Regions from separate parts of the Homo sapiens genome. Here all the other regions are linked to region 6. Evidence: chromatin loops called from intact Hi-C (ENCODE). Cell type or tissue: heart left ventricle. All regions are shown on one strand. Region 1 holds the start of LOC124909370 (a long non-coding RNA gene). Region 2 overlaps LOC105377043 (a long non-coding RNA gene). Region 3 has its middle 18 kb from the start of EIF1B. Region 4 overlaps ULK4 (unc-51 like kinase 4). Region 5 has its middle 230 kb from the start of CTNNB1. Region 6 has its middle 59 kb from the start of ZNF621. Region 7 overlaps LOC105377043 (a long non-coding RNA gene).

Region 1 (4,000 bases), 140 kb before region 6:
GAGTAATTAGGGAGCATTTAATGAGAACTATTTATAAAAGTGCAGGAAAAACTAAGAAAAACACAAAATATGGTATAAGAGTGGAAGCTGTTATCATCCCTATGTCTCAAGGACCAAGGAAGGAAACCAGGAGAGAAGAGTTATCAGAGACACCTGCCTAAAAGAGCTGTGGCCTTGGGTAGAGGGACAAAGCAAAAGAAAGCCAGGGCAGTAAGCACCGGGACCTCACTCTCCTCCTGTCTCTACTGATGCCCCTCGGCCAAACCCAACCAGAAGCCAGAGAGCAAGGAAGTCCCTTGATGCAGCCCATTCAGTCCACACAAGCCAGCCACCCAGGCCCAGGCTAGGGTAGAGAAGTGTGGAAAGTGGATCTGAAGAGACAAATAGAAAACATCTAACCCATACTGCATACAGACAAAGAGTGGTTACCAATCTGCTGGCTTCACTGGATTGTCTGGTAAATTCTAGATGCTGTGGTTTAATGGCAATATTGGCAAACTGGAGATGAATTAGATAAGGTGATAACAGTGCTGAAAGTTAAGCCATTTTAAGAATGACTTTATTATAACACAAATCAGAATATTGAGTCTGGAGACCACAAGATTTGAGAGGAATAACCATAGCTGTGTGGTTTAAACTGTTTGATCTGATTTGACCCGTTTTGATAGGTTTAACTGGTTTGAACTGCTCCACAAATGCATGTCAAATCTTTACTTTTTCTGATTAATTACTTAAGTAGACACAAACATTATTAACATTTAATTCAGTATATTCCCCTTGAGGCTTCGCAGATGCCCACACTGGATTCCCAGGGGGGTTACTCAGTTACAAAGGAGTCAGCCTTCCCTGATGCAAACGGGAATCCCAGTCACAAAACAGTCAGCCTTCCCTGATGCTGCAGAGAGGGAACTGGAGTCTGGGTATCCCATGGCAACCACTGTTTCTCACTGCAACAGACTATGGCTGTTAGAGCTTAGACCCACACTATCCCATGGGTGCTCATCCACAGGGATGATCCCTATGCAAGTATAGAGGCTTGCAAGCTTGGGCACCAAGGTAGTAACTCTCTTTTAGTCCACACGCACACCTCCAGTCTCTTCCCCAGGGTGGAAACAGGCCACAAGCTGGCCCCATTAGTGCCCAGGCAGGTCTGGTTCCAGGCCCTCATGCAGACTGCGAACCACTGTCTCCACTTCTCCATCTCCGCCACCTCTCTGGCTGCCCATAGGTAAGGCTGCCTTATTTTCAGACCTTTAAAATGTAATACATCTTGAAAACATGCTTCTCCCTTAACAACTGAGGCTACTTTCCCTACACATAGCCTTTGGGGAAAGCTACCCCCAGGGGCATCAAAGTGGTTTCTAATGAAGCTAGAAACTGTGACATGTGACATAGAAGATAACGTCCTCTCACTAAAGAAAACAGAGCAAAGTGCAATCTGTAGTAAGGTGCCTTGTTGGCGACACATCTGTCCACAGAGCCCCCTACACACATTCACAGAATAATGTCATGAGGGTCCTCATATTTTGGAGCCACAGGAGCAGAAGCTTCAAGAAGTAAAAGGTAAAAGGTGACAGATTTCCATTCAACACCAGAAAGAAATGCATAACGATTAAAGCTGTTTCAGAAAACCGGGCCTTAGTGACTTTGGGAATTTTGCCTATCATATATGTTAAGAGGGGTGGATTCATACAGGTGCGCACCAAGTCAATTCTTGCCTCCAGAGAATTTGTCTGAGGGGCATAAGGCAGAGTGAGAGACTGAGGCAAGTTTTAGAGTAGGACTGAAAGTGTATTAAAAGTTTTAGAGCAGGAATGAAAGAAAGTCAGGTACATTTGGAAGAGAGCCAAGTGGTTGACCTGAGAGATCCAAGAGCTCCATCTAGCCCTCGATTTGGGGAATCATTGGCATGATTCCAGGGTTTGCGTTTCTTCTCCCCTGATTCTTCCCTGGGGGTGGGCTGGCCACATGCACAGTGGCCTGACAGCACTTGGGATGAGCCGCATGTGCAGTATGTTTACTAAAGTTGAGTGCATGCCCATTTGAGGTGTTTTTTTCCCTTACCAGCTTAGCGTTTCCAGAAGAAGGTCATACACCAGTTAAACTCCGCCATTTTGCCTCTTAGTGCGCATGCTTGAGCCCACTTGCCCAGCTCCTGAAATCTTACTGGGAAGCTGCTTATCACCAGTTTCAGGTGTTTTCTATCTATTGGGAGACCGCCGTTCCCTGGCGCCAGCTGTGGCCAATTATTATTTTAGAGAGCTAGTTTAACAACTACCTGACCATCACCTGACGGTTGCCTGACATTCTTTGGATAGTGGGGAGGCCCTCTCCTGCCCTGCTCATGTCTGCTTCGCTACCTACTCTAACATATGTATCACAAACTAAGGGGAGGAGATGGTTTACTGAACAAATGGTGTTGAGGAAAATGGCTGTTTTTGAAGGCGATAAAAAGTTATATCTAATCTAGACTTCACAATAAATAAAAATTAAGATGTGTGAAATATACACTAAATATTTTTAAAAGGACATAAACATCTAAATGTTAAAAAATGATATTTAAGTTATTTCAGGATGAGAAGGAGTTTCTGTGAATAAATATAACAAAAGATCTCATGTAGAAAGGTTTAACTACATAAAATTTAAAATATCTACTCTAAGTTTTGTAACATATTTTATTGTTTATCTATCCCTTGTTGGAGGCAGGGTCTGTATAGACACCAAGGACCTTAACCAGCTCTCTTTTTCTCTCACACATAACAAAACAATAACAAAAGGAAAATTATAAACCAGGAAAGAAATATGAAAATAAATGTAACAAACAAAGGTTATAATTTAAGTCATGTTAAACTCTTTTAAATTAATCTTGAAAACATCACACCAATAGGAAAAACATGAGCAAAGGAAATGTAGTGTTAAATCACAGAAGGATGAATATAAATGACCAATATAAGCATATGAAAAAATACATTCAACTTTTCTGTATCAAAGATACAGAAAACAAAACAATGATGAGATGTCATTTTTCAATTATGAAACTGACAGGTTTGTAAAATGAGGAAGTAGGCCAAGTTGCACCAAGAGAGGCTCTCTTATTTAAGAAAAAAAAGGCTTAGTTTTGCTGTAAGCTCCCTGTCCCTCAAATAGATTAAAGAGAAGCTGGCTACCAACCCTCAGAGATGTGGCAGGGAGGATTCTAGGCTAGGGGAGAGGTTAGGGCCAGTAAGCGCAAGCTTTCCTCTGCTTCTCTGGCTTTCAGTGCTGTGTCTCAGAGCTGGATTCCCACATAGCTGACATGAAAGCAGAGACTTTCCAAAAAACAGGCTCTCCCAGACCTCACTTTCTATCTTTTCTTAGCTTAATGAATCCATTGCTTATAGGTAGAAGCTTGTCCTCAAAGCACTAGCATATGGGTGGATGTGTTGAAGATCTAATTAAGGACAGGGTCCAGTTGTCCAAGGTTCTGTGATATAATGTATACCAAAAAAAAAAGTCTGCCTATGTTCTCTCAGTCCAGCCCTTTTGTGAGTAATGACTTAGCACATGTGGCCTAGCAAGAGGGTGCCCAGGAACAAGCCCAGTCAACCTGGCATGGTGTGAGGCAGCTTCCTGCATTCCTCCAAGGAAGCAATCTCAGTACATGGCAGCTATTGCTGCAAACCAGAAACCAGTACCAGCAGGTTCAGTATGGAATATTGATCCATAATTACGCTTTACTTAAAAGATAAAATGAGTCTTTCTCCCTCTCTCCCCACCCTGTTTCTCCCTCTCCCCTTTGCCCTCCCCATCTCCTCCCCACCCCTTTTTTTGTCTCTGTCTCTCTGTCAATGTACACTAATCTCTATCACATACACCAGTAAGTATGTCAGGCTGAAAACATTCCAAATTGTGCAGCTCTCATTGATTCTCTTCTAGGCCATCACTGAACCATGGTGGCTAGCATGATTCACTTCCATGCTCATCCCCAATAATGTTAAACTTCTCCCCTCAACCTCAAGGT
Region 2 (4,000 bases), 200 kb before region 6:
AAATGTGCCCCTTCATGATCCCTGGTGGCTTCTTGTTGGGACTCTCCACCAAATAGAAACTAAAATCAAGATCATCCATTTCTGCAGACATCCCCCCAGCACTGAGAGCAGAGACTCCTAACACTAAAGTTGCTAAAGAACACAGCTCTGAGTTTGAGACTAGACAGACCTGATGCAAAGAGGTAGCAAGAGACAGGTTTTCCCTCTGCCTGAGGAGAGAAGAGTTTAAAGATCAAGAATGAGGAGCGATATATTCCATCGTACACACACAGAGGTTGTCATCATCACCATCATCATCATCATCATCATCATTATCATCATCATCAAAGGAAGGAGCAAGAAGTGGGAGAGGGTTCCTCATGAGGGCTGAGGACAGCTGAGAGAGAAGAGGAAGGCCTTTGCTTCTCTTCCAGAGGTTTCTGACAGTGGCAATCTCATGGAACTACCTCATTGGAGCCAGCAGAGTGTTAGAGAGCTGGTACAGGAGAGGTACAGGAGACGGGCATCAGGCTGTCTTCAGCCCCCAAGTGGTGTGGAGGAGACTCTGCAGGTCCCACATAGCCAGCAGAAAGAGTCAGCATGCTCTTGAAAGTTGCCAGATGAGTGAGGTAATTCAGGGAGACAAACACCAAAAAAGGGTGCAGCTTATATGCTGGTTGGGATGGGTAGAGGAAAGGAAGCATGACTGATTTGATTCTAAGGGAACTTTTTGGAAACCAGACCACCCACTTGCCACACCCAGAGTGTGAATTACATGAGCAACACTCCTCAGCAGGCTGCCCACGTCCAGTCCACCTGCATGGAGAAGCTGGTTACCACGCTGCATGCAGGCACCCAAAGTAGAAGAGGTCAAGGTGGCTGCTCCCTCCCACACATCCAGTCACGAAGACCTCCATTCACCACCTGCTCCTCAGAGACTAAGTTAGGACAAAAGCACGGGGAGAGGCAAGAAATCCCACAGTCATTTTGGGCTAGACTGTGACCAAATTGCAAATTGCAGATCCTAAGTTAACCCTATTAATGACTGGAGTCATTACATAAACTGGATGATGTTTCTTGCCACCCAGTAGAACTGGGGCTTATATTCCATGGGGAGAAAGAAAAGGAGTTTCGTCGCTGTACTTGGTGTCTGGGGGCTGCTTTAACTGTGAAATTCCATATCCAAGACATTCCCTTTATGGGTGAGCTGTCCTCTATCTCCTAAAAACCAAGCAAGAGAGATAGAACCACACACTCAACCTCCAGGGACAAACCGGTGGGAGGAAACGGATATTCAGTGGGCGCCTATTATGTCCCTGCCCTGTAGTAAACACCTTCGCCATCCTTAGCATCTTTTCTATTTGTAATATCTCTGCAAAGAGGAAGAGCTCATCCTTGTTTTAGGCAAATGCAGCTAGGACCTATGAGCTACATTAATATCCGGTCACGGTGATGCCAAAGCCCTTTCCTCTTCCGCCAAGCTGCCTCGGGGCAGAACTTAGAAAGGCTGAGAAACATCCTCATTCCTCCCTCCGCACACTCCCACCCTGAGTGCTTTAAGAGTAGGACAGTCAGCAGCTGAGCACACAAATGCAGCCCTGTCTGGGAACAGGGAGCCCAAGGGGATGCAGCGGTGGCCTTTGGAGGGGTCAGTGACAGCTGTGTAATCGGGGAAGTGCCTTGTCCAATTGGAAGCCCACCCTCCCTTTGAACTATGCGCAATCCCCTCTAGCCGCCGGCCCCCGGCTCCCTCCTCCCAGGCTCTGGGTTCAGTTTTTTCCTTGGCAAATCACACCATTCCGTTGGGAGAGTGGCTTGCTGAGTTTGGCAGTGTTGACACAGCAGTCTCTGGACACGTTCCGGGAAAGCAGGCTACAGCATGTGAGATGAATTTTCTCCTGAACTGTGTGGTTTCCAATGTGTTAGAAAAACAAACTTGGAGAAGTCTGTTTGGCGTGTGTGCATGTGTAGACCCCACTTCCGGAGTCGAAAATGCTGTTGGCCTTCGCCCCCGTTACTTTAAAAAAAAAAAAAGAAAAGAAAAAAGAAAAAAAAGTCCGTCCTCCCAGCGTCTGGTTCCCTGAAACCTGAGGCAGCGTGGACAATGGGAGCTCTTTCAAGTCGCAGCCCCAGCGGCCACGTGACTGCGCCTTTGTGCTGGGAGTGGAGGCAAGTGGAAGCTGCCTGGGTGTCTGGACATTGGGGCCCTTTCAGTGTTGCTGAGCTGCTGGGCCTCACCTCTCCACCGCCTGCCTCCAGGCCCTTGGCTACCCTTCTTCCTCCCAAACATCCAGTTCCTGTTCCCAAAATAACTGCACACAGGAAACTGCCTCGAGGTGGGGCCTCTGCAGTGGGTGAATTCTTAGTGCCCCTGCAGGGATCTCCGGACCTGGCAGGGCCAGTGAAGACAGCGACTGCCCATCACTGCTATGGTTCACAAGCTGTGATGCCAGGAGGGCCGGCAACACCCACTCTTCACGCTCCTCCCATCCCATAACTTCTGTTTTTCCCATAAAAGCAAGGCCAGGCAGCAGCCAAGTCTGACTCCTTTCACTGCTTTTCCGTCCTTCAGGAAAGATGTTCAAGTACTTTTGACCTTCAGATGCACTGGCCAGTAATGCCTTCTTTTTCGACAGAGACTGTGGTTACCTGGCCACAGGGCGATGAAAGCACTTCAGCTGGAAACTACTGCTCCCTCACCTCCCATCTTCCCATGAAACAAGCCAAAGAAGCCCCCTTTGTTGCAGAATAGAGAGGTCCCTGCTCCTCCTTGCCAGGGAGAGAGGAGGCAGGGCTGACTCTGGAATCAGAGTCCTGGAGGGTAGTCACCCTCGGCACTCTAAGTGATAGGACGCCCGCAAGGGGGTCGCTCGTCTAGATTTCATCAGTGTAGCTAAAGTAGGTGTTATCCAATTCTCTAAGCCAGTGGTTCTCAACCCCAGCGGCACACCAGGATCACTGGGGACCTTTCAATACTTCTTTACCCAAGCAACCTCCAAACCAAGAAAATAAGAATCTCCAGGGGGTAGGACCAGGCACTGGTATTTTTAAAAAACTCCCCAGATGGTTCCAGCATGCAGCCAAGTTTGAGAACCACTGGCTTAGCAGTCCTTCTCAAACTCTAATATATATGTGAACCACCTGGGATCTTGTTAAAAACATAAGTTCTGATTCAGCCTGAGATTCTGGAGGCCTAACAAGGAGTGCTGACTCCACCGATCTATGGACCACACCTCAAGCAGCCAGGCCTAAGAGTCTTTAATGATACCCTGTACCTCTCCCTGGTTGAATGGGCAGAAACAACAAGGAGATAGGATGGGAGGGCCTATAGAGGACTTGTGGACTTCTAGGTCTTGAAGGGATTGCTGAGATAGAAGTCACATCCATGCATTTGGGAAATATCTTCAATGGTGGAGAGATCTGGTTGTCAGTGTCTGAATTCGGGATAGAGTAAAATATAAACTTCACCTTTCAAAGCTTGGATAAGAGAATTGACATGGGAGGAAATCACCTCCTACCTTCTAGCTCTTTGCCTGACGCTAAGGATAGTGACAGTCTTACGCTGACCCACTGAGTGACATAAAGCCCTATTTGGGATTGTCAAAAACCGTCTGGCCTGAAGAGGGCCATGGGATCTCAGGGAGCTCAAGCAATGAGGGGGATGAGGCAAAGGTGGTTCCTCCTCTCAGGGTGTCTCGGTGTTTCAAATACAGCTGACGTGCTCTGTCTACAACAGGGAAATCCTTTTTGTTGCCTATTTCCTTTCTGATTCAGAGCTAGTCAGTGCCTTCAAAAATACAAATAACATCAGAGCCTCATAACAGGTTTCTCAGAGTTACACTGCCACAACATCCAGAGCCTTTGAGCCACAATAGCAAACCCTCTGGTCTAAAGAACCAAAGCAATAAGGCACTGACACAGGTGGGATTTGGGACTCATAGTTCTCCCCAAGCCTCATTTTCTCATTGGCAAGATGGGCCTAACAAAAGTATATACCTTTTCAGATTATATGAAAATTAAA
Region 3 (4,000 bases), 260 kb after region 6:
CAGAATGAAGGCAGGTTTTTCCATATTTTTATATTCTGTAGGCTAGTGTTTCAAACATGCCTGATCTCACGAATCCTTCTGAGCACTTGTTAGAAATGTAAGCCCCTCTCCTCCACAGAGATTCGAGTTCAGGATCTGGGAGATGACAGGTCTTAAGAGTTTGTGTTTTTCACAGTGTCCTGGTAATTTTAATGATCAAGGAAGTTTAGAAAATGATTCCATAGGTCATTTCCATGAGGCACTAGAAGTAGCTCCAGGTGTTCAACTCCAGTATTCACATTGCCATTTTATGCGTAAGTCTCACATTTCCTAAAAAGCATAACCAAGCACTTTCTATGGCAAGGCATTGAATTTGATGCCATACACATCATCTCATTTTGTGCCGAGAATAGTCATTCTGATCCGAGGCACAATTATCCTTAAGTTGCTGCTGAGAAAACTGAGGCTGTGAGAGACTGGCTGGCTTTGGCTTGATCAGGCCATAAAGCTGGAAAGTGGTAGAGCCCGAATCTGAATCCAGGGCTTCTGATTCTGAGTCCTGGCATGGCAGGCCAGGTCTCACTAACAGCTGAACAGGCAAGCCTCCATGACAACTGTTGCGGCACTGACTGAGTGGTTAGGTTAAATATTAAAAGCTAATAGAGCCAGTCTCCTTATGCAAAGGCTGGAATGTAACAAAGCCCACCAAGAGTTTTGCCTAGGCCTTTCCTGGGCCTTGAAGCCTGACACGATAACGAAGGAATTCTTAACAGGACCCATGTAGGATTAAACAAGTTTTATTGGGGGTCTGAAGAAACTCCCCAGACCTCCACAAACAAGTTTTACTGGGCAGGGGGGTGGGGAGGATGGTCTAAAGGAACTCCTCAAACCTCCATGATTTAGCAGGAGACGAGATAAGGGTAATCACTCCGGCACCTGGAGCCATCTAGATTAAGTAAATTTACTGAGGCTCCAGAGAAAGGTCTTCAAAACTCAGACCTTAGTTATATTAGGAGAAGTTAACCACTTATGTCTTTAGATGAATGCACTTACACATAGACATATAGCTTAGAAGGTATATAAACAATGGAAAGCTTTGTAATTTTAAGTTGGTCTGCCTACCCGGTTACAGAAATAAATTCTCTTCTCTCCCAGTTCATCTGCATCTCATTACTGGGCCTTGAGAATAAGCAGCCCGACCCTGGGTTTGATCCGGTAACACTGGGGCATCTCTGAATCAACCACATTGATGCCTGTCATTATGCCACTCTGCACTGCCACGAACCTCTACTCCTCAGAATGTGGCCTGCAAACCCAGATGGCCGGTATCCCCTGGGAGCTTGTTAAAAATGCAGAGCCTTGGGCCACTCCAGGCCTCCTGAGTTGGAATCTGCATTTTAATAAACTTGCCTGGTGACTCTCATTCATATTAAAGAATAAGAAGCCCTCAGGAGGCTGCAGAGGGATTGGAGATCAGGTCACTTGAGAGAGAGAAGGGGAATGAGTGTGTGTGTGGGGGGGGGGCGGGTGTGTGTGTGTGTGTGTGTATACTTGTGAACACAGGCCAGGCATATGTGTAGTTTGGAAAGGTCTAACAGCTCAGAGGCACCATGTCTTCCCTCAGATAACATCACTTCCACATCCTGTTTGTTGGAAAATTGTTCCCAACTAAAGGCTAAGATTTTTAACTCTTGAAATTGAGTTATGTGCGGACTGCTCATTTGTGATCCAAAACGTCAGCTGAGAGACTGCACCAAGAGAAACCTCTCCAGGGAATGGCTGAGTAGCTTTCGCAAACATAGGGACACAGGAAAGCAAGTGCTTCTTCCTTCTGGGAGGTTTCTAGACTTCTGGAATGAGAGGTCCCCTGAGGGTGCATTGCCAGACATTTCTCTGCATCTTTAAAACCAGAGTTTTTATTTGTTATGTTTTTTTCTTGAGTGCCTAGAGGATCTAAGAGTTTAGCCAGTATCATATAACCTCTCAACTCTTCTGATGTTGGACCTTTTCTCTGAAACAAACTCAAAGACAAGCAAGCAAATTAGATGACTACAGCATACAAAACATAAAGGCTGGACCTAAATGGGTCAATAGCACCATCTCTTGGCCATGTGTGAGTACTGCATCTACCAGTTTTCAACTAGTGAAAGTACAAAACACACCTGTGGATTTGCGGTTAACTAAAGCAGAGTAAAAATATCCCTGCCACACTGTGAGGCATAGAAACACCCAAGATAATGAGAAAGTGGAAAGTTAATGCTGTCTTCAAGGAAATCAGTTAACACCTAATTATATCCACATGTAATATTTGAATTAGTTTTGCCACAAGTAGTGAAAACGAACAAGGTTGAGGAGGATGCCAACAGCACTGCGTATTTCTGAAGGCTTTGAGCAGGGCGATAGACCACAGAGCTCCCCAAGGAGTGGAGGACACCTTATTAAACAGGCATTAGAAAATGGTTGTATGTAGGCCGGACGCGGTGGCTCACGCCTGTAATCCCAGCACTTTGGGAGGCCGAGGCGGGCGGATCATGAGGTCAGGAGATCGAGACCGTCCTGGCTAACACGGTGAAACCCTGTCTCTACTAAAAATACAAAAAATTAGCCGGGCGTGGTGGCGGGCGCCTGTAGTCCCAGCTACTCGGGAAGCAGAGGCAGGAAAATGGCGTGAACCCGGCAGGCGGAGCTTGCAGTGAGCTGAGATCGCTCCACTGCACTCCAGCCTGAGCGACAGAGCGGGACTCCGTCTAAAAAAAAAGAAAGAAAGAAAGAAAAGAAAATGTTTGCACGTGAATGTTAACAAAAATACTAAATATCAAAATCTGCAGGCTGCGCAAGGGAAATTTACATCCTTACGTGCTTACATTCGAAAAGAAGTTAAAAGTTAATGGGCTAAGCAACTAAATTGAGAAGTTACAAAAAGAATATGCAAAGAAAGTAGGAGGAAGAAAACTCATAAGGGAAGAAACTAATAAAACAGAAAATAAGCATGTAATAGGAAGAATCACTAAAGCTAGAGGTTGGTTTTTTGAAAAGATGAAAGAATAAAAACTGATAAGCCTCTGGCAACACTGATCAAGAAAAAAAAAAAGAGAAAAGTTGCCAAAAAAAAAAAAATGGAGCTATAACTACAAAGGGTTAGTCCCAGGGTTCCACAGCTCTGCTTGTAAAAAGACGATTGAAATTCCACATTAGATCTCACCCTTTCACATTTTCATATCCTTTCCTCTTTGATTTCCATAAAGATAGCATGACCAATGTTTTCTCCCTTGATATGTAATAATGAAAAGCTAACATTTGTTAAATGCATATTATGTGCAAAGCACTATGCAATAAAATCCCCACAATGAGTCCCTGAGGCTATCATCATCATCTCCACTTTATAGGTATGGAAACAGAGGCTTGGGAGATATATCTCCACTTTATATATATGGAAATGGAGGTATCTCTCAGTTTGTTAGAAATCAACAAACTGAGGCTTTTTGATTTCTAATATGGCACAGCTAGAAATCAACAGCACCAGGATTTTGACTGGGCAGTCAGGGCTTAGAGCGTCTCCTGGTCACAGGAGCTGACAGCAGAGCCAGGACAGAATCTAGGCCTTTTAGCAAAAAGTCCTCATGACACCAACACTGCCTGTGTCAAAAAGGCAATTCTGAATGATGTTTTATTTTTTTCTCTCCCTCTCTAAATTGAACAAGGATGTGTGTTGCAACTCTGGAATCCATGGAGGCAATTTCGGTCCTCGGACACAGGTACTAACATGGCCCTGACCACCTGGGGAAAATATCCAAGGACCTTAAGGCCAAGTGGCCTCTAACTCAGGTCTCTCTCTGGCATGCTTTGGAAATGTCTCTCTAAATAGGCTTTTATCCACTGTTACTGGGCTAACCTACTTTTAGGGGCTTCAGGTTAAAACCTGAGGCCAACTGTGGTGCTGCAAATACTATTTTAATTGGAATGAGCTGCTTAATCAAAAGTTCTTGGTTCAGTGTGTGGTTCCTTCAAGTGCCATGATTCC
Region 4 (4,000 bases), 990 kb before region 6:
TGAAAGCATTTTGGGAAAGGCCTTTTTTATCCTTTTGTAGTTCTTCACACCATTACATAGCAAATTTTAGGTGCTCAATAAATGTTTATCAATTGCTTAACTGAAGGCAGTTTCTAGTCACTGACTAGTTGATTTCTAGAAGGAGGCTCTCACACCGTCTATGCCTTCTGCAGCTGTATTTACCCAAGCAACTTAGAGCAGGATTGTTTTTTCATTAATTTTTCAGAGACCACTGTGTACCAGGGACTGCACATAGGCACAGGGGACACTATTAAAAGTCTCAGTCGTGCCCTCAAGGCACTCAGCATTGGGTGAGGGATGGGATTAACCAATAGTTTCTCTACACTTGGTGGCCACAGTGATGCAGGCAGGCACAGGAAAGTGAGGAAAATACTATTCAACCCAAGGCAACCTTCCCCACAGACACCAGCTTCAGGAAACAACATCTGGCCTGAATTTTTAAGAGTGACATTAGTTTGCTAGGACTTTGTTATTGCTATTTTTATTGCTATTTTTACTTTTCGACAGTGGCAGGGATGTGAGGAGAAGGCTGAAGGAGTTGTGTGTCTGGATGTGTTCTATTTTTTCATTTGTCCTCCCTACTTTGGGCTGGTCATTAGCTCAGATAGTGTGTTGTGTGGCAGATTGGCCTCTCTTTCAACACTACAGGCAGATACATAAAAGGGGCACAGTCCATCCCCAGGGAGCTGCTCCTGGCAGCTTCCCTTTGGCTCCACTGCCAGGGTCCTCCTGTCTGAGCAGCTTTGGCTCTGGCCCACTGCTTCTGCCTCGAGGCATAGGGCCACATTGAGAGCCAAGAGGATGGATGGAAGCTTCCTGCTAAAGCCTAAATAACATGAAAGGGCAGGGCTAGGAAAGCCAAGTGACACAATTAACCTGCCAGAAGGGCATTCGCAGCGCATTGCCATTGGTGTTGAATGAGGGCTGGAATTCTAAAGACAAGCTCAGCATACTGATTGGCAAATGGTACCATATGATCCAAATACTCCCTTCTGTGCCAGCTGGAATGTATCACTAATCATAACTTGTATTTGCTACTGCTAGAGGGCCTCTACTGTATCTGTCAGTCAAATTTAAAAATAATTTTAAGTTGCCTTCTCTCATGTCTTTGATCAGAAAGGTGGAGGAAGCCTTCAAATGATGATGCCCCATATAAAAGAAGGGGCTTAAATCTATACCTCCAGACTCCTGGGGTGAGAGCACCATACATTTTTGGCTACCGAGGGGAGAAAAACATGCTTCAATGTTCTCCCTCTGCCTCCTCAGCCCCTGTCAGAGCCTGCTCAACCCCTAGAAGCCCCGACCACGTTGGCAGAGGGGCTGTTTACCTGCTGCACAACTAACAGAGCAAATGCCCAGGGGCAGTTACCCCAGCACCTTCATCCTACTCCAAACATTCCCCCTGTGGACCCCTAAATCCTGGTCTTTCTTCCTAGGAAATCCATATACATATTTATGAGGTAAATGATTGAATTAATTTTAAATTAGCCTGTGCCCTTTCAGTTTAATTCAACTTGTTCCCTTCCCTGTTTCTCACCCTTAGGGGTCAGTATTTGGTACAAAAAGCCATGAGAATGTTTCCCACATCATAATGCCGGATTGAAAGCACTGGAGTAACAACACCCCTGCATCTGCTGTCTGATGATTTTTGTGGCTTCCCCTCCTTTCAGGGGTTTAAATCCAACCAGGGCTGTGGACAGAAACTGGGCTGTGGTAGCCATGACCTTGGGCCTACGTGAACCAGTGTTTCCTGTGTTGGCCTACAGCCTTCCAGATTTAAGCCCCACAGCTGGAGACAGAGTCTCTACCACTTTAGAAAGAGGAGTCTGGGGCCTGGCGCAGTGGCTCACGCCTGTAATCCCAGCACTTTGGGAGGCCAAGGCAGGTGGATTACGAGATCAGGAGATTGAGACCATCCTGGCTAACACGGTGAAACCCCATCTCTACTAGAAAATAATACAAAAAATTAGCCAGGCATGGTGGGCAGGCAACTGTAGTCCCAGCTACTTGGGAGGCTGAGGCAGGAGAATGGCATGAACCCGGGAGGCGGAGCTTGCATTGAGCTGAGATCTTGCCACTGCACTGCAGCCTGGGTGGCAGAGCAAGACTCTGTCTCAAAAAAAAAAAAAAAAAAAAAAAAAAAAGAGGACTCTGGTAGCAGTAGTGGAGGTGAAGCTGGAAGTAGAGACACCCATTAGGAGACTGTGGTCCCTGCTAAGGATGCCAATTGCCTGATGTTAGGTAAGTGGGAATGGAGAGCAGAGGATAGATGCAAGAGGGGCTCAAGGGAGATTCGAGGGTACTTTGTGGCTGACTAGATGAGGGAACAATAGGGAGGCAGTAGTCCCGATGATTCTAAGGTTTGTGGCTGGTGGCTGGGCAAGCTGTGGGACCTCCAATTGAAAGAGGAAACAGAAAGGAAAGTGTGAAGGCAAAGGGAGATGAACTCAATTTAGATTCCATTGAGTTTTTGTTTGTTTGTTTGTTTGTTTTTTTGAGACGGAGTTTCGCTCTTGTTGCCCAGGCTGCAGTGCAATGGCTCAATCTCGGCTCACGGCAACCTCTGCCTTTTGAGGTCAAGCAATTCTGCCTCAGCCTCCCAAGTAGCTGGGATTATAGGCATGCGCCACCGCTCCTGGCTAATTTTGTGTTATTAGTAGAGATGGGATTTCACCATGTTGGTCAGGCTGGGTTAAGCTGCCTGTGACACAGCCTTGTGAAAAATCATCAGTAATATGGAAATGTGTCCTCTTCCCCTCAAACATATTTATTTCACTTGAATACTCTGAAGACTTTTCTGAGCTTGGGTCTCAGAGCTCTAGGAATCTAGCCAGGTAGGAGAATGTTTGTGACAGAAAGTGACTGGATGCACCACTACATCCTGGAGCAGCACTTTGGCGCCATTGTACATGGAGTGCATGGTAGACTACCATTCTCTAGAGCAACAGTAAATTTGTTTTCTGAAATGTAGTTTAAGCGTGTGTTGAATAGGATGTGCTATGTATTTTTAAGAAATTGTAGATGCTGCGTGCCCAACACGTGTGTGTGCTTTGCTCTTTATTCTCTCTGTGGTTTCTCATCCCTATGATTAGTTGTGGTCTTTTAATTAGCTGTTAATTCATTGTTAAATTCTGGCCTGAACCAAAGGCAAAAGAGAGTGACCATGGTTCACTGTTACTTTTAGTTGTTAAAGGTATTTTCTACCTTGACTATTTAGATCCTTACCAAACTTTTAATCCAGACATCTGAAGTCTTTCAGTGGCATTTACCTTGTCAAATATCACAGTAAAATAGAATGCCCTGTCTACGGTGAAACTGCTTTGGAAAGGCTGGTCATTTTTCACGAGTGTTTCCTTGCTGTGCCCTTGGTATTTCAAAGCTGTCCTCTTTAAGCACTGAAGCAATTAGTTTTGAGAAGGCTGATTCTTCAGGGTCCAGTGCTCTCCTGCCTTTCATTTGCTGAAACTGTACATTTTAATGAAGTTGTTTCATCTATGTTGTCAAACACTAGAATTTTGCTGCTTTAATTCTAATGATCTCTACTGGCAAGTGCTGTGTTTTATTAGAGCCATCAAGTGTTTATTAAATGTCCATGCACTGTGGTGTTAGGCACATAAATTAGGTCAGCTGGGCTTATGGGTTATGGATGAAGGAGTTAAATATTTTCGTCATAATCTTAAAGTGTAGTGGGATTGCCTTTTGTGGGCTCTCAATGATGCCATCTTCTGTGAGTCGTTTCCTCTTTTCCCCATCAGCCAGTGCGAACACAAGTGTCTGAATAATGTGGCTATTAATAGTGGCCCTAGTACGTATTTTTATTTTGGGCAATATGCTCATTCTTTCGTTTCCTGTAATTGTCTAATACCCATATCATGCTTCTTGGGTTATATATCTTTTTTTTTTTTTTTTTGAGATGGAATCTTGCTCTGTCGCCCAGGCTGGAGTGCAGTGGCGCGATCTCGGCCCATTGCAAGCTCCG
Region 5 (4,000 bases), 390 kb before region 6:
AAATTCCAGATTCTCACCTGAGCAACTGGTGGATGCTCGGTGAGAGGAATGGGTTATAGGTTTCATTTTAAACAAATTAAGTTTGAGATAATATGATATATCCAAATGTGTGATATCATCTAGTGAGTCTAGAGCTAGGAAGTGAGGTCTGGGCTGAAAATATACCTTCGAGACTTGTCAGCATTTGCACGATATTTAAAACCACAGGCCAGCTCAGTGTGTAGGGCTCCAACTGACACCCTATTCTTATTCTCTTTTTTGTGCCAACTGGCCTAGAATTTTAATAGAGCCCTGGCTGCCCTGCTGACCCCAGCATGTTCATGCTGCGTCTACAGTGGCCTATGCCAAGGGGTGGTCCCTGGGGCACACCAGACCTCCTCTTCTTCTCTACAACAGTCTTGTGTTAGCAAGGCCAGTCCAACATGACTGGCACCAGAGCCTTACACTATAACACCTTTCTTCTTGGAAAGGCCCCAGGCACCAAGCGCTGTCTGTGAAGAAGACTGGAGAGCCAAGATGTAGAATTAGGCATGTGTGTGGGCTGAGGGCCCAGTGCAGCACATGGAACTTTGTAGGTGAAGTTTTCTGCTTTCCCTGGTTCTAGATCTTTGTATCTCAGGTCCTAGGCTCTTCCCAGTTCTGGAAGATCCCAGTGTCTTTCTCTGAGCTTCCTTTTCTTTTAGAATTGCATGTTCAAGGACCTTTAACAAATACTCAACTCCCTTAACATTTTTTTTTCTAATTTCATCTAAATGTTCACCTAAGCTGTTCATTCTCTGTCTTCTAGAAGTTAGTGAAACAGAATTATCAGAACCAGGCTCTCTTTTGGATGCAGTTGGTGTTTCTCCAAGGTGCTTATTACCTGTTACGGTTATTGCATGCTGGGACTGAGGTATAAACACTTCTGCTCAGGAGACCGAAGGCAGGTTAGGGGAGGCTGTAGGTACCTAGTTGGTAGAGTTTGCTGCAGAATCCTGGAAACAATATTTGGTCTAGGCTCAGACAGCTCTAGTTCAATGCCAAGATCTGCCTGGTATTAGCTGTATGGCATAGGACATGCCATTTATTGTTCCTTCAGTTTCTGCATCGTAAATAGTGATGATTTCAGGATTGTTGTTAGATTATGAGGAATATGGGAGAGTGCTTTGTACACTGTAAACACAATTACAAATGTAGTATGTTTTTCCTGTGCACACTCAGCAATTTGTATGATTAACTCTTTTGCATCTCTGCTTCTCCCTGTTGCTCTAGTTTGTTCACATCCAGGGGGCTAGATCAGACAAGCCTACACAGCTAGTAGCAGGTACGAGGAGGCATCGGATTGTGGCAGCTTCTTCTCTCCAAAGATGCCTCATGTCATTGTGCTTTCAAGGAAAAACAGCAAAGTATTTTTTTCGTTTTTTTTTAATTGGTATGTTGATATCTACTGGCGTACATTTTGTGTAACAATAGGCAAATATTAGGATTGTTAAGATGTTAGAGTAGGGAGAAGGATGCAGGGAATAGAGGACAGAGATAAATTTTACAGTTTGTGAAGATATGCGTGTTCACATCTTGTTTTGTTTTTCCTTTACCCAAACAAATAAATAAGAAAAACTGCCCACTTTGCTCTCTTATCTACCCTTCCTGTGTTCTCATTGGGGCAGAGCTCTGCTGGGGAAGGAAGCGGCCACAACCCCAGGCATTTACTACCTGTTCTCCCCACCTGCTATTTGAGAGAAGTTTTCAAGCTGAAGTTCGTACAGCTGCATTCACTTGGACATGAATATCTGGGAGTTCACGGGTTTGTCTGCCCCTTTGGCCTGAGAGAGCTGGGCGGAAGCCTCCTTGACGTCTGTGTTGACTCTCTGTTTCTCTGGTTTTTCTCTGGCCCAGTTTCCTGTTCACCTCTGTCCTCTGCTGTCTGGTAGGCTTGACTCATAGGAAACCACAGCCAAGTCACCTAGTGGTCTGAGTCACTGACCTTTGGAGCATCTCTTTCTTAAAAAACAATAAAGACAAAAGTAAGTGCCTAAGTAAGTACTGCATTTTGCAATAGATTTCAGCTAAGTATTGCACTGAACGGTTAGTTCTGGGAAGTCCCCACTTGTGACTTATTTTTGGCAACTGTGCTATAAGCAAATCATTTTATCTCCTAGCAACCGACTTCCCTCTTCCCTCCCTCCCTCCCTCCTTTGTATCCACAAGTGTTTGCTGAGAACCCTTTGTGTCCAGGCACTACATTAGGTTCTGAGCACAAAATGAAGACATAGAATGGTCCTCAACAAGCTGCTGATGCCCATAAGAAAGAGGCCTGCAAACATGTGTAAACAAGTGTGACAAGTTCACCGGCAAGGGGCAGCACAGGGTGGCACTGAACTCAGCCTCGGTATTGCCCTGACCACATGGCTGCATGTGAGCATGCCAGGTGAGGTGAGCAGGAGAGATGTTCTAGGCAGCGTTGGATGATTCTCTGTCACATTCCTTTGTGGTCAACTGAATTGCTCTCTTCAACTGCAGCTTTCACTGAGGCCACTTGAGGTTGCACAACTCCTTCCAGACACAGGTGAGCTCCACAGAGGGAGGATATGGACAAGGGGCTAGATTGGAAGGAAGATGGAGGAGAGTGATCCTTACAGCCCTGACATCGGTCAAGGGAGGCTAATAGCAGTGACCTTCCCCATCAATGTCATGTGGACTGGACAGCAATGACCAGGTGATCCATTGGTGGGGAAGTGTCCCCACAGGGACAATGGGGAACAGTCTATTCAGAAGGGACAATATGCTCGTAGCTGATGCTTTTGGCACCCTGTAACAAATCCCCTCAGCACACCTATGATTTTGTCACAGATCTGGTAGAGAGTGCAATGTGGGTTCCCATGACAATGCCCTCTTGAAACATGAAAAATGCTTCCCTGTTTTTTTGCCTCAAAGCCATCTCTGAAACTGGGAGCCCAGTCAGCCCCCAAGCAAGTACAACCTGCAAGTATGGAGAGGTAACGCCCTAGGAGCCATCTCTAACCAGTGAAGAATGAGAGCCAGTAAGCAAGTCTAGCCACTCCTCTTTTGGAGGGAACATTCTAGAAGGCATTCTGCACACTTGCCAAAGGTCACAGAAGAATTGAGCCCCTGTTGCCCAAAGCAGCAACCTTAATGATGCACACTCAGTGGCTTTTCATTCTTCCCTGTCTCACTCTCTCCCTTTTCTTTCACCTCTGCTTTTTGGGATCTCCTCCCAAATAAACCACCTGCACCAAGTCCTTGTGTCTAGTCTCAGGCTGTGATTTTAAGGGAGCCCAAACTAAGAGAGCAATATTATTAAAATTAAAGTTTTGAAATGAAAAGCATTTGAAGGTCCACTAGCAGTCTCCTTAAAATACCACCTACTACCTTTTGGTATTACCATTTATACCTGAGCCAGAGGAAAGGAGAATTCCAAAAAAGGCCTTAAAAACCCTCTGACCCACAGGAAATAGCTGCCATCTAGTCAGGCTGGGCAAAGGGCTTAGTAATACAGAAAGTGAAAAGGGGCTCATGGGGGCCTTAGCAGGGTGACTCAATTTAGTGGGTGAGAAGGAATTCTTGTTTAACTTAGGGGAAAACTACTGGGTAATATTCTTTTCCCTAGTCATAATGGTTACATTAAAAAAAAAAAAAACCCACATCGCTAGAAGGGCTAATGGTTAAGAAAAGATTGGGACAATGAGGCTCTATATGAACTAAAACGCTTATATTGTTACATTCATAAAAGCATGTTGAATTAAGAAAATAACAGGAATTTTATAGTTTGAAAATGAAAATAAAAGTTAATAGACACAAGGCTTCAAGATGGCTGACTAGAGGCATCTGGTACTTGCTTCCTCTGCAAAGAACTGAAACAGTGAGTGGATAATCACACTTAGAATAGATCATCTAAGAGGGAACACTGGAATGCAACAGGAAAGCGATAGGAAACACCTAAAGCAAGGAAGGAGAGGAAAGCAAGGCAGCCTGATTGGCTAGGAGTATGGAGAGGCTCTCC
Region 6 (4,000 bases):
AAGACAAGGACAAGCGCAGATGGTGGATGGGACTCCCCAGGGTCTCCCAGGGAGTTCATGGCAGTCAGACTAGAAATGGATACCTCTTCTCCTCGTTTCTCTTCTGTTGTTCAGAACTAAAGCTTAAGCGGGTGGGGCTGAATCGTAAAGGCTTCTGTGAATGTTGGTAATAGAGGGTGAAATGATGCTGCAGGAGGGGAAGGGAAGGACAAAAGTCAGCAAAAAGCCAGGTATTGAGACAGCCATCACCTGAGGATCTGCCTCCCAATGGGCAAGTCTGCCCCTCAAAGACTATGAGGCAGTGATGATACTGACCCCTGAACTCCAGGACCCCATTGTTCTTCAAAGGAAGATGCAAGGCTGGCCCCTCCCCCAGCTGCTGAAGACCATGCTGAGGGGCCCAAGGGAAGAGGAGGCCAGTGGCTGAGCATTGTAGAGCAGTGGGTAGGGAGGGACCTTTGGTCTGCACCAACAATGTGACTGTAACGCTCACTTGCACAAGTGTGACTCAATTCATGCTCTCATGAAACTGTGCTTTAGGCATGAAGCTGGGGGCCTATTTTGAGACATCAGCTGCACAAACTTTAACCTGTGGCTTTATACTGAGAGAGGTAGTGTAGGGCTTGCAGCCTCTGGTCCCAGGAGAAGATAAAGGAGACTCGAGCAGTTGTCAGAACCTATGGTGCTCTCTCTCTCTCTCGTTACCTCTCGCTCTCTCTTGCTCTCTGTCTCCATTTGTTGCCACAGACCACCGGGCTCAGATGAGAGTCTCTCAACAGATGCAGGGAAGAGAGCAGCTGTTCACGGCAGTGGCCCTCCTAGTGCTTTGAGACTCCTCACAGCCCCACAAGGTTCCTTTGGGCCCTCTCAGAAGTCTGGCCACCCAGCATGAAAATCTCCCAAGTCAGAGCCTCAAGTTTTAAAGAAAGAAATTTACAGATGTGCAAAGAGAAAAGAAAAGGGGCTGTTTGGTCCCTAGCAGAGGACCGATTTTATTGGGAATTGTTTGACCAAGGAAACATGAACCAAACATACCACCAAGGAAAACATACTGCCAAGGAAAAATGAACCAAACATACCACCAGCACCCTAGAAACAGACTTTTTTTAATCTTCGTATCAACAAGATTTCGGCCTTCAATCATCTCAAATTAAATGGAACCTAAGCAGCAGGAGTTACTGTAGTTACGTAGGGGAAAGACAGGAGACAGGGGAAAAAAAAAGCTTTGCATCACGTGACTTTTATGCTGCAGAAACTTAATGAGAAACACACCACATTTCCAGAACCCTCTTTCTAGTCAGGGCTCCCGCTGAGATAAAAGGTCACAAGAAGAGAAGGAGGGAGAGGGAGGGAGCGCCGGCGTGGAGCAGGGAGGCACTTTTACTGCAAAGTCGGGCCCAAATTTCATACAAGCTGCTATCGGGTCTGATAGTCTAGACTGATTATCTTCTTTGAATGCCAGATGTGAAGGGCTTGTATAAAAGAACTGCAAACATTACCCATTTAAAAACAAATCGACCCAAGCTGCATTCACTGCGCAAAGGAGAACTTTCCATCCCAGACTCTGCAGAGAGAGCCAAGCAGCCGGGCCAGGAGACCTGGCCTAGGCGGTGCGTCCCGCTGCTGCCCCCTGCAGGCCATGAGCCTCAGGCTGGCCAGAAAGCAAGCCAAGTCCGGGGGCCAATGGCTCAGCCAGGCCTCTGCTCATCAGTGGAGACTTTTTCTGTCCATCCAGCTCAGGGTGGCAGGAGAATGCTCCTCTACAAGGTGCCAGGCTATAGCTGGAAGACTGAGCTGGGCCTGGGCCTCAGCGTTACACATTGTCCCGTTCAACCATTAACCCTGCAAGGTAGAGACGTCAATCCCTTTCACAGGTGAAAAATTGAGAAGTTAAGAGATTTACCCATTGGATGCAACTGGCTTATCCAGTTTTGGTATTGGACACTGGTGCTCCTTCCATGGCCCTATGTGCGGTTGGCCATCAACACCAAGATCCTCTCCTCAGGGAAGATGGAATGATAGAACTGCAGCTCCAGTACCCAAACTGGACCATACCAGCCCAGAAGACACCCGGCCCATAGGGCCAAGCTAGGAGTAGGGCGGCAGGAGGTATCTTCCCATCCCTCAAGCTGGGTGTGGTCCTGGATCAGGGGTCTTTACCCCTGCTGGGCAGTTAGGAGAGGCTTCTTGATCCCAGGCCCCTGCAGAGTACCAGGCCCTGAGCCAGGGCTCAGGAAAATTTGTAGAGCGAGAAACATCCTGATCACACTATGGCCTCTGGAATCTCCTGATGGCCCTGCATTTCTCCACCAGCCCTGGCCGCTTTGGGTTGTGTCTCCGCACACAGGGACTGACTCTGTAAACACCATGCCAACATAACCTCTGACCAGGCACTTCCCATTTGGCCGCAGCTACAACTCAGTGCCAGACACTCAGGATCAGTGACCTTCAGAGGGGGCTGGGCATGCAAGGGCCTTCCAAGTGATCTGTGTTTAATCTAGTGTGAAGGACCTCCAGCCTTGCTGCTACAGGCAAGGCCAGCGCTCATCTGGGCCCTCTGGCCTGCCTAGTCCTGGCTGTCACAGGAACGACCAGACACTCCTGAGGGCGTTTGGTTTTCTGCCAGCGTTGTTAGTTTAAGACTCTGTAGTGTACCTTTGGGTTTTCCTTCCTTTTCTGAACCCTCCTAAGTGGCCCACTTACCTCTCAAGCAAGGCAAAGCTGCTTTGCTGTCTTCCACCTCTGGAGTTTTTTTTGTTTTTTGTTTTTTGTTTTTAAGACAGAATCTCATTCTGTCACCCAGGCTGGAGTGCAGTGGCGCAACCTCAGCTCACTGCAACCTCTGCCTCCCAGGTTCAAGAGATTCTCCTGCCTCAGTCTCCCAAGTAGCTGGGATTATAGGCATGTGCCACCATGCCCAGGTAATTTTTGTATTTTTAGTAGAAACGGGGTTTCACCATATTAGTCAGGCTGGTCTTGAACTCCTGACCTGAGGTGATCCACCCGCCTCGGCCTCCCAAAGTTCTGAGATTACAGGCGTGAGCCACCGTGCCCAGCCCCACCTCTGTGATTTTGCACAAGCTGCTCCCTTGCCTGGAAAATCTTCTACCCCTTCTTCATGTGGCTGACTCGGACTTGTCAGACAACTCTTGCAACGTCCTCCCTCTCCTGCATGCCCCTGCTCTGAGCTCCCACCTCACCCCCACCTGTGTATTCCTATGACGTTTACTTCCCCAGGCAGTTGTTCACCACTGTCCTGTCTTCCCACATAGAGTCAGCTGTAACACGCTCAGCAAAGATTTGGCTGATTCCCTGATTGCTTTTCATCTGCACATGACCACCCCTGTCTTCAGGGACCCAAACTTGCTGCATTGGAAACTGGGACTTGAGACCTGTCTACAGGTCTAAATACTTGCCTTTGGGTTTGTTCTGGGAGGAGAAGTTCCCTTCTGGCCCCACTCCCTCCCCTGGGTGGCCAAGGAAAGGAGCCAACTGTATCATTCCAGTGTGATTTGGCCAGAGGTGCCGATGGGGCCCGGGGTGGGGTGACAGGCCCAAGGAGGTGTCACTGAGCTATGGATCCAGGTCCACCCTGGCTTGTCTGACCCACTAGAGCTTCCTCCTCCTGGAAGGGTTGGCAGAGGTTATTCCTGTATGTAGCTGGGAGCTACAGGAGGGCTCCTCACAGAGCTGCAGTTGCTTTTGTTTTCCCCTGGAACAGCTGCCTGGAGAATCTGGCTCAGAGAAGTTTGTCTATCATTCTTGAGTAAACCATAAGGACAGCAGAACAATGTGTCAGTCATTTACACCTCAATGAAAACAAATGAATAAGATCCAGTCTTTGAATCCCAGATCTTAGGACCAAAGGGGACCTTAACAACCAATGCTCTTTCTGTCTAGCTGGCTTCCTTCTTTTCATTCAGTGCTGGTGCTATAGCTTGATACATTTATAAAACATACCTCCTGCCCCTCCCCCTTTGCACAGCCCCCTACTATTCTC
Region 7 (4,000 bases), 290 kb before region 6:
TGGAAACATAACTTTTGTATACCCTTGGAAACAAAAAATTTTGTGTGGCTGGCTTTATTGCAATATTTGCTTTATTGCAAGGGTGTGGAACTGACCCCACAGCATCTCTGAGGTATGCCTGTATTGAAGGAGTCAGGTTCTCTGTCCCATAGAATTCCTCATATTCTGGTTTTGGCTTCTTTCTTCCTTATAATGTTGGTTAGCGTGTTCCTCTATCTCTTGAATTTCCTGTAAACTGGTAGTTAGATCTAGATGTATGATTAAATCCAGGCTTAATTATTTCTGGAAAGAACACTGCTTAGGGAATGTTGTGTTCTTGCTAATTTGAGGAGACACCTAATACTCACAGCATCTTCTTAGCTCACGTTAAATGCATACTTACTAAATGCATGCTGTTGTTTTTCTTAAATTTAACATACTTTTCTTGAATTACAATCTGGCCCCACTTGTAGCTTCTTACTATTGACTTTATGTTTTATCCCAAAACTGTCATGAACCACAGGGTACTCCAAGCAGCTGACACCTCTTGGAGATCAGCAGGTACAACACAGGAGGTTATTCCTGAAGTTCCATTTATTGTCCCTAATTATCATTATACCCAGTTGTTGATTTTTAACCTCTCAAGTACAGATGAAGTTTTGCCTGGGATAAAATAGTCCATGGTATTGGCCAGGTACTGTGTTCCATGCTAGTCCTCAGACCTCCGAGGAATCAGGCATGTTTTTACAAAGCAAAGCAATCACTTTCACAGGTCTGAGTTACTGATACTGATAAACCATTTGTAAGTTTGCATGTATTATTTAACAGAAACTCCCACGTGCATCTAAGCAAGTTTGCATAAATTGATTAAAGAATAATTCTCAGCTGCAATAATATTAATTATTGTCCTGGAGCCCCCAATGATAGTTTTAGGAATTCAATCTGAAATGCCCTCCATGCTACCAGGACTTTCATTGGTGAAATTTAGGCAGTTGCTTGAGGGCTGTGGCATCTCAAAGCAACTACAGAGAACAAGGTCATTGTGAGATTAGCCCCAGGTTCTGCTTGCCTTCTTTCTTCCTTTCTACCCAGGAGCCAGGGAGGTAATTGTCATTGGCTAGGGAAAGTTAACCCAACTACTCAAATTAAATGGATGCAATTCTCACAATCAAGGGCTTAAAATAGACATGTAGTCTCAATTGTTCTATTGTGGAGACCTGTCTTGAGAAAACATGATCCATTCACAGAGGAGGATGGGATGGCCTCTTCTAGGTCCAATTTTGAATTTCATGAAGATTCCCTTGGGAACCTGGAGCCACTAAGGAAATGGAACTATCAGGTCCTGGAAGTGAATGTTTGCCAGTCACACTGAAGTTAGAACATCTTTGTAGAAAAAATTGGTGTGATTTACTTTACTCATAGAGTCATACTTGATTTGAACCCTGGGCTTTGCTTTGGTTGAACATGCTATTATGGCTGCATAGGCAGGGGTCAACCAAGAGCAAATTTCTGGAGGAGGGCCACATTGCCACAATCAGCTGATTAAAACTCAAGTGGGTTTTCAAAGCCTCGCTCCAGGTCAGGTTATCTTTGCATCTGTTTTTCCACTACCATTAGAGGAATAACAGCAGCCTACTTTGGAGAAAAAAAAAATGATCGGAAAAACATAGTGAGAGCATTTACCAACACAGTATTCATATTTCTCTGAGCCCTGGGGCTCTGGACCACCACAGAGAAAAGTTTTGTTTAACCTTTCCATGATGGGAAAACACTCATCCCTAATGCCAGCTCTCCACCTTCCAGCCGAGTCAAACTGCAGTAGTGGGAAATTGCTAGGGAAGCCGGCTTTGCAACAGTGAACAAATGTCTTTGTGAGAGAAGAAGGCTGCTCTGAGCAGTGGCTAATGGGGCTGCTTAGTGGAATTTTTTTCCCTTTTTAACCAAACTGAGCCTTGCTCCTTTCTGGCAGGCAGACAGGCCCACTCTTCCAAGTACGCAGGAAAGTTCTGTTTTGACAAGCGCACACATTCTTTTTCAGAAAGCCACAGAGGCAAACGCCTTTGTTGCAGACAGACCAACTCCCTTCCAGCCCAGGAGGTGAAAACTCTTTCATGAGCCACATAATGGGAGCAGCAGTTGTGCTTGCTTATACAGTTCCCGAAAAGTACATAACTTCCATTATGTAGCTTCCACATACGGAATGTACTTCCTCTCGCAAACCCAAACGCTAGCAGGGCTGTTTGTCCGGCACTGGGCCTGGCAAGGAGCAGGAGGTTGGCAGGACTCATGAGGCATTTTTCTGTTGGGCTTTGGTTTCCTGGCCAGTTGAACTCAGTCCAATTATTGTCCCAAAGTTCTGCCAGATAAAACAAGGAGAGAGCTTTTCTAGATGCCTGGCCTTGGGACTAGGAGATGGGGGAGGGAAGGTGCAAGCTGAATGGGGGTGGGGTGGGGCACACCCAAGGCCAGGGCTCAGGAGTCCCCTTTCCAAGCAAGGGCTCTGACTCCGCCCTGTAGAATGTGCAGCAGCCTCCAGAGACCTTGCCCTTCGGGTGAATGCCTGGCACTCAGGCCATTCTCCCTCTGGCATGGGGCCTGATCTTAGCATCATTTGTGATGGAAAGTCAAATTTCCTGGAACATAGGGTTAGCTTTTCAGCAGACTAATCCCATTTGCAATATACTATACAGTATTCCGAGCAGAATTGGCCCTATCCAGCAGCAGTTTAGAAGGCTGCTTCCTTGAGATGGTATCAATAACAGTGCAAGATACTGCCCACTTCCAAAGTGTCTCCCTTTACTGCCCTTCCATTGCACTTGAACTTCCTACTGTTGGAACCAGTATTTAAGAGTCACTAAAGCAATGTCTTCAGAAAATTCTATTTAAGTGCATGTATTAAATTCATAATTATGCCCACATTAAGATGCATAAATACATGTGAGCAAATTACAAAATATATGTAGGCTTAACCCCTATGGGTCTAGTGGTTACTCCCCATCCCTCCTTCTTAAGGAATGGTTGCATCTTTTCGACAGAAGAGGCTGAGGATAAATGTCTGCTCTGGAATCTCCTCACATTGCCCTGGTTCCATCTTTATCTTACTTCCTTCAACAGTCCATGAAGGGGCTTTTCCCAAATCAGTATAAACAAACTCACATTGGATTGATCATTTTCTTGTGTCTGAGCTGGGTTGCTAAATACAGAAGTTGTTCAATGTCCAGTATTTAAAATATGGAGACTTTCTGTCTTGATTACAGTTCAGTAACTCTATTTCTGTTGCTCTGTTATTTTGGTACCTAAGTGTGATTGCATAAATCTGTGAAATGTTGGAAATTCAAGTGGAGCTCATTTTTTCTGAGATATAAGTGCACTCTGGTTTTGCTTTTTGAAAAATGTCTTTGAAGTTTCCCTATACAAAGTGCCTGTGTTCAGCCCTGCAGAGGTGGCGGCAGGGCGGAGGGGCTTGAGCCTCCCTGATGACAAGCAGGACAAGGAATATCATCCAGGCTGTCAGTTGCCAACAGGATTCTGATCACTCAAGGCCCTTGCCCCTGTGGTCACTTTAGGTCTTCCACTATTGAATGTCCCTCTGGTTCTAGCAATTTTTCTCTGACCACAAATTGTGGCTTTGCTAATGTTTGATGTTTACTTAATTCCATGAAGTCTAGGTCACACATATTGTCTTGTTGCCTCCCAGTTTTCTCATACCTAACCTGAAGAGTAATGGAGACCCAGGACATGGGATCAGTGCAGGGAGGAAGGCCTGGGATTCTAAGCCACTTCTATTTCTATATAAATGTGTAGAATAGGAAGTTAAAAAAAACTCATTCAGACTGGGTAACGCAGGCAGACATCACTAAAGAAGTAGCACTGAGGCTGAGGCCTGAATGAAGAGAAAGAGGCAGCCCCATGAGGAGCGGGAGAAAGAGCCTACAGGTAAAGGGAAGAGCAAAAGCGAAGGTCCTAACTTAGAAACGAGCTGGAGGCATCATACAACCAAGGCCTGGTCACTGTGTCTGCA

Evidence for each region. Hi-C counts contacts between places; a loop is a spot of excess contacts. Peaks named below come from ENCODE experiments on the same cell type or tissue, not always from the same donor. Only the 100,000 strongest peaks of a DNase experiment are listed, where the experiment ranks them.
Region 1: it touches region 6 in a loop (2.8-fold over the local background); 14 of 110 quality-filtered maps call a loop at or near these places.
Region 2: it touches region 6 in a loop (3-fold over the local background); 15 of 110 quality-filtered maps call a loop at or near these places.
Region 3: a loop joins it to region 6, with 5 times the contacts of the local background. A loop is called at or near these places in 46 of 110 quality-filtered maps.
Region 4: a loop joins it to region 6, with 4 times the contacts of the local background. A loop is called at or near these places in 8 of 110 quality-filtered maps.
Region 5: a loop joins it to region 6, with 2.8 times the contacts of the local background. A loop is called at or near these places in 27 of 110 quality-filtered maps.
Region 7: a loop joins it to region 6, with 2.4 times the contacts of the local background. A loop is called at or near these places in 7 of 110 quality-filtered maps.

What each region holds. Positions count from the first base shown.
Region 1 is chr3:40,717,980-40,721,979 of GRCh38, reverse strand. It overlaps LOC124909370 (a long non-coding RNA gene), which reads left to right and starts at 979. Exons shown (of 2, transcript XR_007095888.1): 1 at 979-1,228. It also overlaps a transcript of LOC105377043 not described here. In heart left ventricle, a CTCF peak has its summit at 1,891; no DNase peak of the experiment used is centred here.
Region 2 is chr3:40,778,837-40,782,836 of GRCh38, reverse strand. The region is part of intron 2 of LOC105377043 (a long non-coding RNA gene); the gene reads right to left. Among named protein-coding and RNA genes, the nearest start is that of ZNF621, 260 kb to the right of the region's middle. In heart left ventricle, a CTCF peak has its summit at 2,163; DNase peaks (open chromatin) are centred at 1,626 and 2,126; H3K4me3 peaks cover 1,092 bases; H3K27ac peaks cover 2,814 bases.
Region 3 is chr3:40,325,884-40,329,883 of GRCh38, reverse strand. No RefSeq gene overlaps it. Among named protein-coding and RNA genes, the nearest start is that of EIF1B, 18 kb to the right of the region's middle. In heart left ventricle, a CTCF peak has its summit at 2,090 (motif pointing left); no DNase peak of the experiment used is centred here.
Region 4 is chr3:41,572,697-41,576,696 of GRCh38, reverse strand. All of the region lies in intron 31 of ULK4 (unc-51 like kinase 4), which reads left to right. Among named protein-coding and RNA genes, the nearest start is that of CTNNB1, 380 kb to the right of the region's middle. In heart left ventricle, a CTCF peak has its summit at 1,559; no DNase peak of the experiment used is centred here.
Region 5 is chr3:40,969,778-40,973,777 of GRCh38, reverse strand. No RefSeq gene overlaps it. Among named protein-coding and RNA genes, the nearest start is that of CTNNB1, 230 kb to the left of the region's middle. RefSeq lists a silencer at 2,125-2,174 and an enhancer at 1,467-2,666. In heart left ventricle, no CTCF peak of the experiment used is centred here; a DNase peak (open chromatin) is centred at 1,817; H3K27ac peaks cover 2,831 bases.
Region 6 is chr3:40,582,354-40,586,353 of GRCh38, reverse strand. No RefSeq gene overlaps it. Among named protein-coding and RNA genes, the nearest start is that of ZNF621, 59 kb to the right of the region's middle. RefSeq lists an enhancer at 1,896-2,396. In heart left ventricle, a CTCF peak has its summit at 1,630 (motif pointing left); a DNase peak (open chromatin) is centred at 1,623; H3K4me3 peaks cover 361 bases; H3K27ac peaks cover 326 bases.
Region 7 is chr3:40,876,276-40,880,275 of GRCh38, reverse strand. The region is part of intron 2 of LOC105377043 (a long non-coding RNA gene); the gene reads right to left. It overlaps LOC124906230 (a long non-coding RNA gene), which reads right to left. Exons shown (of 3, transcript XR_007095887.1): 3 at 3,953-4,000. Among named protein-coding and RNA genes, the nearest start is that of CTNNB1, 320 kb to the left of the region's middle. In heart left ventricle, no CTCF peak of the experiment used is centred here; DNase peaks (open chromatin) are centred at 1,975, 2,235 and 2,465; H3K27ac peaks cover 2,590 bases.